2 separate regions of the Homo sapiens genome follow, and region 2 is linked to region 1. The links are chromatin loops, found by intact Hi-C in ENCODE. Cell type or tissue: endothelial cell of umbilical vein. All regions are shown on one strand. Region 1 overlaps ODF2 (outer dense fiber of sperm tails 2). Region 2 overlaps SPTAN1 (spectrin alpha, non-erythrocytic 1).

Evidence for each region. Peaks named below come from ENCODE experiments on the same cell type or tissue, not always from the same donor. Only the 100,000 strongest peaks of a DNase experiment are listed, where the experiment ranks them.
Region 2: it touches region 1 in a loop (5-fold over the local background); 44 of 110 quality-filtered maps call a loop at or near these places.

The regions. Positions count from the first base shown.
Region 1 is chr9:128,494,993-128,497,492 of GRCh38, reverse strand. ODF2 (outer dense fiber of sperm tails 2) reads right to left here. Exons shown (of 21, transcript NM_001351578.2): 18 at 1,352-1,452. Among named protein-coding and RNA genes, the nearest start is that of GLE1, 8.5 kb to the left of the region's middle. RefSeq lists enhancers at 1,369-1,663, 2,207-2,500. In endothelial cell of umbilical vein, a CTCF peak has its summit at 1,457; no DNase peak of the experiment used is centred here; H3K27ac peaks cover 856 bases.
Region 2 is chr9:128,557,167-128,559,666 of GRCh38, reverse strand. The region is part of intron 1 of SPTAN1 (spectrin alpha, non-erythrocytic 1); the gene reads right to left. Among named protein-coding and RNA genes, the nearest start is that of SPTAN1, 5.8 kb to the right of the region's middle. RefSeq lists an enhancer at 731-790. In endothelial cell of umbilical vein, no CTCF peak of the experiment used is centred here; DNase peaks (open chromatin) are centred at 556 and 1,036; H3K27ac peaks cover 1,736 bases.

The sequences.
Region 1 (2,500 bases):
TTATACATATATATATATATATATATATATATATATATATATATATTTTTTTTTTTTTTTTTTTTTTTTAGTAGAGACGGGATTTCACCGTGTTAGCCAGGATGGCCTCGATCTCCTGACCTCGTGATCCGCCCGCCTCGGCCTCCCAAAACGCTGGGATTACAGGCGTGAGACACCACGCCCGGCCTCTTGCCTACCTCTTAGAGATGCTCACAGAAGCTCTCGAGGAAGACAGTCACGGGTCTAAGTCATGCTTTGCCAGGTACCAACAGTGTGATGCTGGGAAAGTCACTTAACTCCTCCCCAAGCTCAGTTTCCTCATATTTAAAACTGGGATAATACCAGCTAACTAATAACATGTTCTAAGCTATACTGAGCGCTTCTCTATGCCAGGTAACATGCTAGGACCTTTACCAGGATTATATCATTGAAGACTCACACCACCACCATGAAAAGATTATTATCAGCCAGGTGTGGTGGCTCCCGCCTGTACTCCCAGCACTCTAGGAGGCCTAGGTGGGTGGATCACTTGAACCCAGGAGTTCAGGACCAGCCTGGGCAACACGGCGAAACCCCATCTCTACAAAAAATACAAAAATTAGCCAGGCATGGTGGCATACGCCTGTAGTCCCAGCTACTTGGGAGGCTGTGGCAGGAGAATTGCTTGAGCCCAGGAGGTCGAGGTTGCAGTGAGCTGAGATTGCACCACTGCACTCCAGCCTGGGTGACAGAGTGACATGATAGATAGATGATAGATAGATAGATAGATAGATAGATAAACTCTACCTTGACCCTTTCCTCAAAAGGAGGAAATTGAGCTTCAAAGGAATTAAATGATTTGCTCAAGATCACAATGCTGGTAAGTGGCAGAGCTGGGCCCCAAGGCCAGGGCTTCTGATTCCCAAAGCCGTACCCTTCACCTCTGACTGCCTCCAACAATCCGTAAATAACAGAGAACGGTCAGATCAGAAAGGTCTTGGGAAGGGTGACTGGCAAGAAAGGGCAGAAAAGAGTGGGGAAGTGCCCCCACCACAGTATACTGGCTGCTCCATTCAAACTGGGCCCTCCTGGCAGGCCTGGACCAGGCATGCCTTTTGGGACAGGTGGTGCCTACAGGTGGGCAGATCCTGATCATGCTGTCATGGAGTGTCTCCCCAGGCTGAGAGGCCCCCTTGCTCTCTCCCACAATGCTTACCACTGAAATGGAAGCAGCTTTTCCTCTGAGGTCTGCCTAGTACCTTCCAGGGCCTCGAGTCCCTCAACACTTCCGCACACTAAGCAAAAAACAGCTAAGTGGCTGAAAGTCTCAGGTCCTAGGAAGAGGACAGAGATGGGACCAAGTGCCTCTAACCTCTCCAGTTCATCCACCTTCAGACTCAGCTGTTTATTTTCCTTCTGGGAAGCCTGATGTTTCTCTCTCGCCATCTCCAGCTTGTCCCCCTGGTGTTCGATCTAAAATGACAGGAACACAGACTGGTTTACAAAGGAATTTCCCGCTAGAGCCCTCCCCTTTCCCTATGACCTGTTGTCCACACCCAGGAAAGGGGCACAGTGCCCTCAGCAGGTGTCCAAGTCTCAACGCACAACCTAGAGGAGAAAGGACAGCAGGGACAGGTTAGGCCCAACTCCAAAGACAAAAGGCTCTCCCCACACTGGGAGAAACCAGGTTTGATGCTAAAGAATGACAAAGATGCTTTCTCGATCAGGGGAGGCCACTCAGAGAGACCCAGCTAGGATCCAGGACAGACATGAGAAGGCAGAAACAGCTGGCAGGGCTAACTGGCCCATACAAACCAACCACAGAGCTTTACCTGTTATGTTGCTGGTACTATTGATCTCAACCTCCTCTTAACTGGGGACAAGTGCAGGCAAGACAACAGGAAATCTGTCAATCCTTTTGAGTTGGCAAGTTTGAGAATTTACCCAGAGGGCTGTTTTATGCAGAAGCCTCAGCTATCAAGGCTCAAAGTCCCTGAGAATGCTCAGGTTCAACGGAGAAGGCAGGCAATGTAAGGTTACAGTACTGAGAATGTGGGCTTGGGAACCAGACAGAGCTGGCTGGGTTCCAATCCCTGCTTACTAGGTACTAGCTCTGTGATGGTGGGGAATTACTTCTCCTCTCTATGCCTTGGGCTGCTTTCTGTAAAATGGGGAAAATAACACATGCACCTCACAGAGTTCCTGATGGAATTAAATGAGAGAATGCAGGAACACAGAAGAGGTGCTCAAAAAATGGTAGCCCCTTTTCTAATTATCACAAGTACACACGTCAAGAGTGGGAAAGGGGCCTTGCCCAAGGTCACGCTGCAAATGAGTGGTATATAATTTCTTGGACACTGCAGGCCGTAGGCATGGTTCCAGTAACCCAGAGACAGACTGCTTCTGGGAGAAAGGGATGCTTGCTTCTTTCAGGACAGAATCTCAGGCAGTGCATCTGTTAAAGAGTCAGGAGAAGCAGCTAAAGCAAGAGAAAAAAAGAAATTCTACGGCTCGGTGTCTG
Region 2 (2,500 bases), 62 kb before region 1:
GTTCTCAACCCTCAGGAAACAGTTAAGATGGAAAAACATTGAGAAATTATGCATCTAATTTGTTTGCTTCCAAAATTTTCTTGTAAAGAAATTTTCCAAGGAAGGCATAGTTACACATGGAACAATAACGACACTGCACACGAGCTCCTGAAAGAGATGGCAGTCTCCAGGATTCGAGTGTATGGTGCTGTTCTGCCTCCTATCACAGGAGTCACTGCATTTCTAAAATCCTTTACCTGCTACAGAAATTAAATCACATTTGGGAACAGCCCTTTATGATAAGAAAATCTCCATCATAATATCGCAAAGGTTCCATCTGAGCAAGTCCCCCTGCTTGGGCCCAGCTTGCTGATTTGATCCTGCCAATCCAGAGAGACAGTTCAGCAAGGCCCTGCTGAAATTAACCAACCTAAAAGGCCCTCTTTGTCACCCCAGTGAAGTAGAACGAGTCAATTCTATACCAAGTGCTTTGGTCAGGCAATAATGGACTTTTCTTTCCTGCAGTAGATCAGCTGACGTCAGTAGGTGGGAGGTCTGCCAAGCCACAACAGGCTGTCTCTGGGGAGCTGGGTATCTGAAAGTCACCAATGTGCTCCCACTGCAGTCAGCATTCAGAATTTTCATTTGTGCAATTACAGGAGACACCAAAAAACATTATGGGTTAGTGAGAGTTTCCCCCCTCTTAACCTGACAGGGAGCTGTCTCTTGTTTATCTACACGAGTTCCAGTTTCTTTTTGCTCCTAAAAGGGTCATTTCTGCAGACTACATTAAACACAGGAAAATTCTCATAAATATCATTAAGAATTCCTGCCATCCAAAGGTGCTACAGCCTCTCACCCGAAACTGTCAGTTACTGAAATGTCAGCTCAGCTCGGCCTGGGCGTGCCACATTCCTTCCACAACCGAGGCTGCATGCTGCAAGCACCCCACCCCTTCCCTGGCATATGCAGCAGACTGATAAGGCCGACTTCACAGAGAACGTTCCAGGCTGTTCCCAGCCATATGGGATTAACGCCTTTTGAGAGCACCAGAAAGGAAAAATCTGGGAAACGTGCCATTAAAAAACAAACTCCAATCTTACCAGCCTATCTATCAGTTCCACTAACTGCCTAAAAACCACAACAGAGACGACTTCCTAGGAATGCAATCAACTGACTGCTTATCTCAAAGGAGCCAACTGTCTCTGATTTTGCCAATCAAGTCTGTTCACATAGAGACTGAAGGAGGGGAAATGAAGTGCTAAGTATATTCTCTATATGTTTAAGGACAACTTCCCATTTAAGGTAACTTAAAAAAAAAGGTATATATTTGCAAAATATTATTAGAGGAGACTGAAGACGTAGGCTATTTATAAATGCTGCAACGCAGCAGTCAAACGTTAGCTGCATCATTCAGCAAGTAATGCGAATCTCAGGGGGATAAAGCAGGAATTACAACTATGTCCTCTATTGTAATAAATAAAATGAATAAAATGAACTTGTCAGCATTCTTACAATACTACCAGATCTCGGAAGAAGAGTGGGGTCTGAATATATGAATCTTGGCTAGAAATTTCTAATATACAGCTGGGCGCGGTGGCTCACGCCTGTAATCCCAGCACTTTGGGAGGCTGAGGCAGATGGATCACGAGGTCAGGAGATTGAGACCATCCTGGCTAACACGGTGAAACCCCGTCTCTACTAAAAATACAAAAAATTAGCCGGGCGTGGTGGCGGGCACCTGTAGTCCCAGCTATTCGGGAGGCTGAGGCAGGAGAATGGCGTGAACCTGGGAGGCGGAGCTTGCAGTGAGCCGAGATCGCGCCACTGCACTCCAGCCTGGGCGACAGAGCGAGACTCCGTCTCAAAAAAAAAAAAAAAAAAAAAAGAAATTTCTAATTTAATCCAAAGATACAGCATGCTTCAGAATGATCCAGGATATCAAACACAAACTTATACACAGTATCAACTGAAAATGGATTCCTACAAAATAGATTAGACATGAATATCTTTGTCTTATTGATGAACGCCAAGAGACAGCTGTTTGAGGCAGTTCTTGGTATTTGGGGAATTTTCATTCCCCAAATAAAAATTTGGGGGTATTTGGGGGCATAAAATTTGGGAGTATAAAAATAAAAAAAATTGGGGGGTATTTATGGGATATATAGCTCTATCTTCTTGTACAGGCAGAGGCAGTGGGTGGGAATCCCACTGCGTTAAGCAACACAAAAGACTGCAGATACAAACATTTTCGAACCAAAGGTCAAATGCTCTGGACTCTGTAAACCTGGCACCTGCAGTGAGTGCAGTCAGTTTCTCTATGGAATCCCAAAAGAGAGAAAAAAATTATAGTGAAGCTGAAAGGAGTCTCTATTAAAAACAAAGCATTGGGATTGCCATTCTTTCAGCAAGTTGAATGCACTGGATGTAAGAGACATTTGGAATACTACAAAATGAATTCTGATTCTCAGGCAGGACACCACTAGACATACAGTTTTGCAAGAAAGGGATTTTTAGGGAC